Regions from separate parts of the Homo sapiens genome. Here region 1 is linked to region 2. Evidence: chromatin loops called from intact Hi-C (ENCODE). Cell type or tissue: IMR-90. All regions are shown on one strand. Each heading gives the region's core, and the rest is flanking DNA. Links, peaks and the distances in the headings are about the cores only.

Region 1 (6,080 bases), core at 713-5,712, 410 kb after region 2:
TATTCTGATGATGATCAGTGACTTTGAGCATCTTTTCTTTGTTTAATTCTCCTTCTGTATTTGTCTGTATATACCATTCCCACATTCCTCTACTGTGCTATTTGTCTTTTTCTTGTTGATTTGTAGAAGCTCCTTATGAGTTCTGGATGGTAATCACTTTTCAGTTATATATCGTGACAGGATGTTCTCAAAAAGAATACATTTGAACCTAAAACAAACAAATGAAAATCTTTATGCACAGCAGGTTGAGAAGATGGACAGGGATTCGTAAGGGATTTCTTAACAGAGGCTCTGCCTGGTGCGAGTCCTCCTGCCTGAGCCCAGGTCCCACAGAACCAGCAAAGCGCCTTCCTTCCCTTCACACCAAGGAGCAACGTTCTCCATGCGGTTGCAGGTGGGAAAAAGCAGACTACTGTCTGCCTCTTCTTCAAGAGGTCTAGACGGTGACAAACTAGTTAGAGAGACTGTAAAGGGCTACATTTGGGAAGGAAAGATTTTTCCACTCACAGTGGGTCCAAGAATGTGAGTGTCTTTCTCAACTGTGCTTAAATGATCTGGAAGGATGTGGGAGCTCTAACAGCAAGAGTCTGAGGTATAGTCCACCAGTGAATCGGAGGCATGAACCAGGAAGGTGCGAATGCTGTGGTTGGGGTTGAGAGAGGCCATTGGGGTATCCAAAAACCCCACCAAATATCTTATGTAAGAGAGTTCCCTTTAAACATCAGCCAGCCCCAGAACACAAGAAGTCAGCGGTGACAAAATCCATCCCCAGCAAACTGGAAGTTTTCCAGCTCCATATCTTCACCTCTCCTTCCTCCTGCCCACACTTTTCTGCCAGGCAGGGTCTAAAGCCACAGCTAGCTAGAGGGTATGAGGGAAGACGAAATAAAAGAACAAACAGAAGCCAACCACATCCCCCTCTCTAATGGCCGGGGACCCCACCAAATGCAGCACAGAGCTGGCGAGAAGGAGGAGAAATCTTATCTCAGAAGGAAGTTCGAAGTGTTGATTAATATCCTGAACTAAAATGAGAGTGTGTTTTCGACTCTGACACATGAACATAGGACAGAAAAGTCGTGGGGCCCTCTGAAGCTTCTACTCAATAATTTTGAGAGGCTGGGTGCGATGGCTCTTGCCTGTGATCCCAGCACTTTGGGAGGCCAAAGTGGGCAGGTCAAATGAGGTCAGGAATTTGAGACCAGCCTGGGCAACATGGTGAAACCACTTATCTACTAAAAATACAAAAATTAGCTGGGTATGGTGGTGAGTGCCTGTAATTCCTGGTACTCGGGAGGCTGAGGCACGAGAATCTCTTGAACCCAGGAGGTGGAGGTTGCAGTGAGCTGAGATCACACCACTGCACTCCAGCCCGGGCAATAAGTAAGACTCCGTCTCAAAAAAAGAATAAAAAAATTTTGAGGTTGTCTTTTGGAAATCAAAAGGAAAGCTACTTTTTGTTGCATTCTGTGCATCACACATTGATTAAAACACATTGCAAATATTTTTTTCCCAGTGTGCCATTTGGCTTTCTTTATGTTAAAATATGTTTATAGACTTTCTCAATCTTTTAGTTGTCAAATTCATTTATCATTTGAAATGCCTTCTTACCCTATATTATGATACATTCTACTTTTTAAAAAACTCACACCCCATATCTTAGTTTCCTACCATTGTTTTTTAGATACATCTGGAATTCATTTTGTGAATGTTGTAGTGTCAACCCTCTCAGCGGGGGAGAGCTGCCTCGCCCAAGTTCATGCTCCCTTCTGGGGACCAGCCCACATCCAATGACTGATCCTTGTGGGACTATAAATGCTGGCCCTCTGACCCCAGCACTGTACAGCTCTAAAGGGACACCCCAGCTTCACAGCTCCCTTTAGGGTTGGCCCAGGCCTCAACTGAGCCTAAACTGCAGCTCGACATTTCCTGGGGCCCACTGCTGATTCCTTTACATTCCCCAGGTGTCGATCTAAAGAGCAACTCCCCAAAAAACTTCCTGCCAACACATCCCTGTCTCATAAACTGCTTCCCGAAGAACCTGATCTGTAACAAATTTGAAGCAGTTAATCGAATTTATTTTTCTTCCAAATGCAGAATTCACAATCTTAATATACTTTACTGAAGAATTCATCCTTTGGTTTCTGATTTAAAATGCCATCTTTATCACCTATTGAATTTCCCACTGAAAAGAGGTCGGCTTTTGGCCTATTTAGTCTATCTGACTCTTCCATATTTTCTAAAATTATTGCCACACTGTTTTAATGACTGCAGATTTAGAATAAGTTCTGATAGCAGACCAGGAAAGTAATGCCTTATTATTTTTGTTTTGTATAAAAAGTACATTAGCTATTTTTATCTTTATTTTTTCTCCTCCAGATGAGATTTAAATATAGTTTCTCAAGATTTTATAACAATTTCCAAAGTGAATTTTATTTGTAATTGCATTGAATTTATAGCATAATGTGTGGAGAATTGAAATATTTATAATATGGAATTTTCTTATCTAAGATTTTTGCATGGTTCTCTATATACTCATTACCTTTTCTTCCCTTTTGTAGAGTTTCATAATTTTCTTCTTATGTCTTATACTTATTTCTTGATAGATTTATTTCTAGATATTTTGTAACATTTATTACTGGTATCGAATGCTATCTGAGATTTGTAGGTTAGTCTTACATCTGACCATCTTGATAAATTCTCTTACTAGTTCTAACAATATTTTGGTTGATATGGTTAGATTTTCTGGGCAGGTGATATCATCAGTAAATAATGTCAGTCTTTTCATTTCACTTCTAATCAATTTACCTAATTTCTTTCTTGTCATATTATTTTGGTTATGATCACCAACGCAGTGACCATGATAGCAACTATCCTTGCCTTAAGACTTTAATGGGAATTCCTCTGATCTATCACCAATAAGTGTGATTTTTTTTTCCTGAATGCTCCTGGTAGATATCAAATATTTACTTAAGGCTAGACTTAAGGGTGAGTCATCCACAGGAGGCAGAAAAATAATAATAAAGTGAGGTGAACCCAGAAGTCACAGGAAGGAAGACATGGGTCCGATCACCCTCCACAGGTAGCTTCCAGCAAAAATAACCACTCCAGGAAACAGATGACAACTTTAACTAACAATCTAAAGTTGGTAAGTCAATAAATAAAGAGACATACAAAGATTTAATTACAAAATAAAGTTCTTTTGAAAACAAAAACAGATCATTTTCAAATTTTATAATTCAGGAGAAATATTGAAAACAAGAGCAGGCCGGGTGCAGTGGCTCACACCTAGCACTTTGGGAGGCCGAGGCGGGAAGATCACGAGGTCAGGAGATGGAGACCATGTGGGCCAACATGGTGAAACCCTGTCTCTACTAAAAATACAAAAATTAGCTGGGCGTGGTGGCACACGCCTGTAGTGCCAGCTATGCGGGAGGCTGAGGCAGAAGAATTGCTTGAACCTGTGAGCCAAGATTGCCTCACCGCACTCCAGCCTGGGCGACACAGCCAGACTCCAGCAGACCAGATATAACAGGCAAGAAGACCCTGTGTTTTTAAATTTCTCTAAACACAAACACATTACAAGGATTTGGCCATCAAGAGGTGAACCAAAAGCAATTTGGAGTGAAACTCCAGAAACTCTAATATGCTGTAAGTAGGAACAGATGAGGGGGAGGCAGTAATTAAATAATAGAAAAAAACCACCCTAAGTGGAGGCAAGATAGTTTCTTCGTGGTTAAAGGATGAAATGAGCTCCTGACAGAGCTGAATAAATGAAATCTGGAATTCCCTGGTAAACTTCCTGAACTTGAAGAATAAATTTGTACAAAATTTAAGAAAGGAGGAAAACATTTCTTTAAGAAAAAGGGAAATTTTAATACTGACACTGTAGTTCCAAGACAAAAATAAAAAGAACACAAGTTTTACAATATTAATAGCACATGAGAGAGAGTTTAAGATTGAAAGCCTTAACAGGATAAAGAAATATCACATAAGATGAAAGGCACAATTGTCTGGTGCCTCCAGTCCTATTGATGGACAGGTGTGTTGCCCCTTCAGTAGACCAAAAAGTGATGGAAGCAGATCTCAGTCAATTAGAATTTTATTTTGCCAAGGTTGAGGGCAGGCCTGGGAAAAAGAAATTCAAGTCACAGTAGAACCTGTGACTTGTGTTTTTCCCCAAAAAATCTTGGGGAGCTTGTGCTTTTTCCAGGAAAAAAAGCTTGAGGGCTTGGGGATTTCAATATTTAAAGGGGAAAGAGCAAGCAGGAGAGAGAGAAAAAGAAAAAAGAAAAAAAAAATAGAAGGGTGGATAGGCAAGGAAGCAAGTGGTTACATTCTTGTGAAGTTCTGATTAGCACTCAGTGAATCTACATTTTACATGGGAAAAGAAGGGAATAGAAGAAAAAGTCAGTTATGCACTCATCGTGTGCTCAGTAAATCTACCTTTTACATAAAGTAAGCCTGTGAAATTATAGCCATCACTTTGTGAATGAAAGGAAGGAGGTTTTTGCATGACTCAGTTCCCAAGCTTAACTTTCTCTTCAGCATAGTGAGTTTGGAGTCCTGAGATTCTATTTTCCTTTTACTCTCTTTGGGGCTGTTATGAACATCCCTGTATATGTCTCCTGGGGCATATGGGCAAGGGTGTCTCTAGGGTGTATACCTAGGTCTGGGATTGCTGGGTTGCAGGCTGTCCTCATGGTCAGCATTAAAAGGTAATGCCAAAAAGCTTTACAAAGTGATATGAAAAAATTCATTATATTCCATTTTTATATAAAATTATGTAAATTAATCTGCATACATAATAGGATAGTGAGATTTCAGGCAACTTCTACTTTCTTTTGTATAATTTTATGTATCTTCTAAATTGTTTTAGAAAGCAAGCATTATGTAGTCTGAAAAAAGTTCAGTAAAGGTAGGTTCATTAAAAGAAAAAATGTGACTCTTCAAAAATCAGTAGTTACAGTAATTTATATGCTAAATAAGAAAAGCAAGCTCAACATCTCATTAAACAAAATAAAACTGAGCCATCTACTGTAGTCCATTATCTGAGAAATGTTACAGATAAACAGAAGCTACCAAAATAGATAAGAAATCATAATCCTTTAATCTGCATCCCAGCTAATTTAATTTTCCTGACAAAACTTCTTCCCAATTAAACTGTGGCTAATTTTTGAAAAAGTCATGCTGGTGAATGAGAAAGAAATGTCCAAATGGTTTAGTTTGACCCCGAGAAGCAAGAAGTTTTATAAAATATAATCTGTTCTTGCTAACTATGAACAATGTAATAGTCAGGATTCATTAAACATATCCAATTTCCTTTCACGATTATATAGGATACTAATGTTTTCAGTTTCAGGATCAAAGTGTCTTCTCTTTTTAAGAGTTCTTGAACTGTATTTTTCCAGTCAGTTTAAGTAATAATGTTTGTAAAAATATGTTTTTGTTGTAGAATCAAGGTAAATATTTAGCCAAAATTGGTGACGTGTTTGTTAAGTCTCCCTTTGTGTTTTTTCTGTCCTATCATTAAGAAGCTCTTTTATTTGCAGAATAAATATAAATGTTTACTACGTATTGGTTTAATTCTTATTGTCTTAGATCAGAAATTCACCAAGATTTCAATAGAGAGGATTAGAAGAGCACTTCAGATGAAGAGAGGGGTTTATCAGTTAGGAGACACAAATTGCACCGGTTCTGTTGACGGTGAGGAATTCAATGTAAAGAAGTGTAACGCAGCAGTGAATAAATAAAGGGCAAAAGAAGGTATCACTGAATTGGAGCTGCAGGAAACAAGGACCATCCCATGGGCTAGGAGAACATAGGCAAGGTATCGGACTGATTAAAATGAGAACTGTAGAGAAGGGACCCTGTGAGCTGAAACTCAGACCTCTATAGAGGGATGTTAATTCATCTTGGAGAAGGATCCCCGTGGGGCTGGGACCCCGACCTCTGAGGAGGACAGTTAGTAGCGGATGTTGGTGTCTCTGAGCTCAGAGGAGGATCCTCACGGCGTGAGAAGTTGGCTACATATTAAAGTAAATTCTAAAACGTAATACTAGGTCAGAAATAGACTGCTCGCT
Region 2 (6,080 bases), core at 656-5,655:
AGTAAAGGTGGCTGAGGGTGCCTGGAAGGCAAGATGGTGTGTACGTGTGTGTGTGTGTGTGTGTGTGTGTGTGTGTGCGCGCACACATTAGGGGTATAAGTAGGAGATGACTTTGAATAAAGAGACCAGGAATATCATGCAGTTCATTACTTGACAAACTTGGAATTCTCTATCCTAGTAATGGGCAATAATAAAAATAATTAAATAGACGACTGATTAAAATAAGATTTTAATAGGATTGAACTTGGATTTTCTGAAGTGTTACTCTAGCAGTGTGATGGAAGCTGGATGGAAGGTGGGCAATTTAGGAAATCGTTGCTGCAGGCCTAAACATTGGCAGTGGGGAGAGAAGTGAGGACAAAATAAGGAGATGAGAAAGATGTTAAGGACACACAACTGGCATTACGCTGGGTGAAGACAAGCAATGAACTGAGAGTCACTCTGGGTTTGTGGGTGGCATTGTTCATGGAATAACAATAATGAATGATGACTGGTAAGTGGTGGAGGTGGGACAGGAGGCCAAGATGACCCCTGCAAAGCTCATGTTACTCCCATTTGTATGCACCATGTCCCAGGTAGAGAGGGGACAGTGCTTCACACTTGAACTTGCTTCCAGCTGAGTCTCTTACACTTACAAAAAATAGGTGGCCTCATTAGGTAGCCCTTTTGCAGGTGGCATATAAAAATATGTTATCATATAAAAGTGCAGTTGGTTAAAAAATATAACTACCTCTAGAGAAGTCCATGTAAGATGATTTTGGTTAAAATGTGACTGACATGAAGAAATTTGCAGTAGACTCTTTATGTCCCAATCCAAAATTCATATGTTGAAATCCTAACCCCCAAGGTGATGATGTTCAGACATGGAGCCTTGGGGAAGTCATGAGGTCCTGAGGGTGATGCCCTCCCTCCTGAATGGCATTAGTGCCCTTATAAAAGAGGTCCCAGGGAGCTCTCTGGCCACTTCTCCCATGTGAGTTACAGTGAGAAGAAGGCTATCTGTGAGGTAGTGGGCTCTCACCAGACACCAAATCTGCCAGCACCTTGATCTTGGACTTCTCAGCCTCTAGAACTATGAGAAATTAATTTCTGATGTTAAAAATCTACCCAGTTTATGGTGTTTTGTTAAATCAGCCCAGGCTAAAGTGAAGGTAAAATGATTTTTGTTTCCTTTTTTATATGTGCTAAATCTATATTCTGTACATCTTAATTTTATATTGAAATTTATTTATTTTTCTCATAAAACTTGTGTTTATTAAAAGCAGGAAATACACCCTTTAAAAGACCAACCTATTTCTTTACTGCTACTCTGCAATGTGTAAAGACAAAAAAGAAAAAAAATTCCCAAAAACCAGTGCTACTAAACAAACTAACAATTATTTCACTTCTCAATGAAAAATAAAATACTCACCCCAAACTTTTCACTCGCAATTCACAGCAAAGATCGGAATTTACTTAACACTGCTGGGTACAAGCACATTCACCATTTTTTGCTCATGCCTATATCATCTCTCCTGTAACAAGCTTTTGGAGGGCAGGTCATTCTTCAAGACACTATGTAAGGACAAATACTAAAGAATTTTTCTTAGTCGTTGTATGCTAAAATAGTAGTGTGGTGAGACCTACAGCAAAATCTTATTATTTAAAAAATAATCACTGTGATAGCATGCTAAGTTATATGAGATCATTCATAATATGTTCCCCTTGGCTAATTTGAAACCAAATCTTTGATTTTCTCTGTATCAAGCATCCAAGCAAGATCAGTCATTGATTAAACCAGAACACGTATTCCTATAATTTACTGCATGGTTTTGATTATGATGCGAAAGCTTTGATTTTGCTGTACACATCATTTTGATTACTGCCCCTGCCTGATTACCGTCCTTGAACACAGATGGGAATTAATACTCAGCACAAAGATAGGAGCCTATGGAGGATATAGGAAATCTGCGTAAGCATCCATTTGTGTGACGCTGGGGAGTGAGTGGCTACAAAAGGATAAAGTTGGTCATGGCCACATCCTCCTCACATTCTCCCAACCATGTGCTCACACAGCCACAGAACTAAAAAAGACTACTCTCAGATAATCCCAACCAAAGTCTACTAAGAGGTGGGTGCAGCACACTTAGAAGAGGAAGAATACTTAACATGGTGAAACCCTGTCTCTACTAAAAATACAAAAAATTAGCCGGGCGTGGTGGCGGGTGCCGGTAGTCCCAGCTACTCGGGAGGCTGAGGCAGGAGAATGGCGTGAACCCAGGAGGCGGAGCTTGCAGTGAGCCGAGATTGCAAGACTGCACTCTAGCCTGGGTGACAGAGCGAGACTCCGTCTCCAAAAAAAAAAAAAAAAAAAAAAAAAGAGGAAGAATACTTGTAATAATAATTGTTATATATATCTCATTTAATGGTATAGCAATTACCTTCCAGATACTTCCAATTGACCAGTATTTTTTTTTTTTTTTTGTGATGGAGTTTCTCCCCTGTTGCCCAGGCTGGAGTGCAATGGCACAATCTCGGCTCATCGCAACCTCCACCTCCCAGGTTCAAGCCATTCTCATCCCTCAGCCTCCCAAGTAGCTGGGATTACAGGTGTGTGCCACCACGCCCAGCTAATTTTGTATTTTTAGTAGAGACGGTGTTCCTCCATGTTGGTCAGGCTTGTCTTGAACTCCTGACCTTGATCTGCCCACCTCGGCTTCCCAAAGTGCTAGGATTACAGATGTGAGCCACCATGCCCGGCCAACTAGTACTCATTTTAACAAAGTTCTTGATTCCTCTTCCCCAGGTTTCACCCATTCATTCATTCATTCATCCATCCTTATATTCAAGAAATATGGATCACCTGTTGTATACCAGACCACGTTCAAGACATGTGAACTAAAAAGCAGTGAACAAAACAGATAAAAATGCATGAAATATACATTTTAGAAGAAAATAAAATTGGTAAGTAAAATATATAATATGTTAGATGGGGATAAATACTATAGAGAAAAGAAAGGCATGACAGGGAAACAGAGAAACAATGCAATTTTTAAAAGGCTGCCCAGGGAAGGTCTGAATCAGAAGGTGACATTTAGGAAAGACATGCAAGACGGGAGAGAGTGAGCCACACTGGTGTCTGCAGAATAGCATTACAGACGTAAGAGTGGCAGTCTCCACAAAAACACCATCACTCACTCGGATGCTCAGCCCAATAACCAGTGAGTCATCCTGACTCGTTTCTTTCCATTCGTCATCCAATCCATTACCAAATTCAGTCAGCTTCATCTCCAAAATGTATCCCAACCACTTCTCACCAACTCCACTAGGGGCTCCTGTTGTCTACCTAACTGCTCTCAAGACCATGGTCTCTGGCCCAGAGTCAATTCCCCACATAGCAGCCAGTTTGATCTTTTAAAAACACATGTCATTTTACTCCTTGAAGCACATGCTTCAAAGACAGCCATCTCCCTTGGCATCAAGTCCTGACTCCTCATCATGGCAAAGGTGTCCTGGATCCTGGCTACTTCTCCAAGGCATTTCCCAGCACTGCCTCCCATCACTGACTCTGCTGCAGTCACATGCCTGGGACATTTCAGCCTCAGAGCCTGTATTATTAGTGAGCTCGGGCTGCCATAACAAAACACCACAGACTGGATGGCTTAAACAACAGGAATTTATTTCCTCACAATTCTGGAGGTGAGAAGACCAAGACCAAGGTGCCTTCAGGGGTGGTTACTGGTGAGGCCTCCCTTCCTGACGTGTAGACGGCCACCTTCCCCTGTCTCCTCACATGGCCTTTCCTCTGTGTGTGCACAGAGTGAGTGAGCTCTGATGTCTTCCTCTTCTTAAAAGGACATCAGTCCATGGGATCAGAGCCCACCCTTATGACCTCATTTAACCTTAATTACTTCTTTAGAGGCCTTATTTTCAAATACAGTTACACTGTGGGTGAGGGCTTCAGCACATGCCTTTTAGAGGGATACAACTTAGTCCATAACAGAGGTTTTGTATATGCTCTTCCATCTGCCTGAAATACTCTTCTTCCAGATTTCTACATGGTTTATCCCTTTATTTCATGCAGGTAAGATGCTTTCCTTGAACACCCTCTGCAATATCACTACTCTCACTCTGTTCCTCTCTCTCTCTCCCCTTACCCTTTGCTATTCTTCCAGCCACCAAACTCTTTCTGATATTATATTATGTAGTTAATTGTTTATTTACAGTCTGAATTCAAGGAGGCAAGGACTTGTTTCTCTTTTACATCCCCAGGCCCTAGAATAGTAGCCCACATATAGCAAGTGTTCAGTCCACATTCATTGAATGAAAATTCTCACAATAATTCTACCAAGTAGGTACTATTAGCCCCATCATAGGAAACTGAGAATATCGAGGACCATAGAAGTTAAATAACTTGACTTGGCTTACTCAGTCAGACTCAGGATTTAAATCCAAGTCTATTTACCTCCAAAGTGAATACATGGTCCATCTGTTATCATCTCTATCCTTCACAACAGTTCTGTGAGGTGGCTGCAGGAGATACTGTTATTGCTCACCTTCCACTGGAACCCATGGGACACTTTGGTGATATGAGGAGGAGAACTCTGAGACTCATGGCCGGGGGCCTCTTGCCTAAGTAGTGCAGTGAAAGAGTAGTTTTTGGAATGAGCATGTTAGGAAGGATGCGATGCCAGAAACAAAGTTACAATTCCAAAGTTGAGTTATCACATTCACAAAGAAGTAGATAAGGAGAAGAAACCATGATGCAAAGTCAGGCAGGGTTCAAAGAGAACTGATTTGTACCTACGTTTAAAATAAATAGAGGAGAAATTCTCATAGCTGGAATTCTGGCATCCATGTCAGCTGGTGTACTCAGGGACATTCAACCAGGCAAGCAAACATGGTGTTGTTGATGATGAATCATTATAATGCCAACGTACTTTCCATCTTGCACACTCTACTCACAATCCCTCCCAAAGTCCTACAGTTGTTTACTCACAGTGTTCCTACCAGAATATCTTTCCTCCAATGTATTCATCTGGTTAAATCCTATTCATCCTTCAAAATCCCAAATCAAATATCATTTCTTCTCTTTGGCTTTTTCTGTACTCATCTCTTTGGACAGAATCAAATGCTTCTTTTGCAGGGATCACTGAGCGCTATTAATAGAACCTTTCTGTACAACCTGGCTCTATTCTAGCACACAAATCATTATTTGTTTTAGCTCACTCTCTCTTCAGTGATGTTCTTCAAAAACAGCACCTACATGTTATTCATCTTTCATCTCCAGCACAAAAGCATATGCCTAGCACTTTGGAGAAAAACAATAAATGTTTGAAAATTGAACTACAATTTTCATAGGAAGACCTTGATGACAATTAACTAATGGCAGAGCTAAGTTTTCTCCTCAAAATCTCAGTGCTTTTCCAGTAGACCATGTTGCATCTACTTGAATCATTTCACCATATATTCTCACATGGCTAAAAAATTCCTGGGAGTGTCCTGATCACCTTTCTTTTGAACTTTTGGTTTTAGCAAAAAGGTAAGAGGCTGAATAAAAATTAAAATTGAAAAAAAGTTAAAAGGAATAATCTCTTCCTATGAGAAAATGCTTATTTCTTAGCAGAGGCATTGGAACAGAGAATTAAAAATGAAAATGGAATGATGCCTTGCAAATTGAAGCTCATCTGAGATACAGTTGTTTCATAAATATTAGAAATTTTTAAAAACATTCAGAATCAACATTGTTTCAAATTTTCCTCACAAATCTCTCAGCTATTTTCATTTTAAAAATAGGAAAGAATTCCCTAACTGGGTTACAGACAACTGTGCAATGAATGTCAAAACTAAAATAATTTCCTCAAAGATCTATACTACAGGTTTTTTTTAGATGAGTGAAATAAAGAAGGAAAGCAAGAAATAAGGAGGAAAAAAGGAAGAGAGGGAAGAAAGAAGAAGAGGGAGATGGAAGAAAGAAGAAGAGGGAGATGGAAGAAAGAAGGGAGGAAGGAATGAACAAAGGAAGAAAAGAATGAAGGAAAATAGAGGCAAATGAAAAGAGAAAGAGAGTCCTAGGAGGGGAGGAAAAAGGAGGAAACGAA

The links. Hi-C counts contacts between places; a loop is a spot of excess contacts. Peaks named below come from ENCODE experiments on the same cell type or tissue, not always from the same donor. Only the 100,000 strongest peaks of a DNase experiment are listed, where the experiment ranks them.
Region 1: a loop joins it to region 2, with 3 times the contacts of the local background. A loop is called at or near these places in 5 of 110 quality-filtered maps.

The regions. Positions count from the first base shown.
Region 1 is chr20:8,045,186-8,051,265 of GRCh38, reverse strand. No RefSeq gene overlaps it. Among named protein-coding and RNA genes, the nearest start is that of TMX4-AS1, 28 kb to the right of the region's middle. In IMR-90, for the core only: no CTCF peak of the experiment used is centred there; no DNase peak of the experiment used is centred there.
Region 2 is chr20:8,451,712-8,457,791 of GRCh38, reverse strand. All of the region lies in intron 3 of PLCB1 (phospholipase C beta 1), which reads right to left. LOC124900459 (a long non-coding RNA gene) reads right to left here. Exons shown (of 2, transcript XR_007067518.1): 2 at 1-6,080. Among named protein-coding and RNA genes, the nearest start is that of PLCB1-IT1, 210 kb to the right of the region's middle. In IMR-90, for the core only: a CTCF peak has its summit at 3,305; a DNase peak (open chromatin) is centred at 3,201.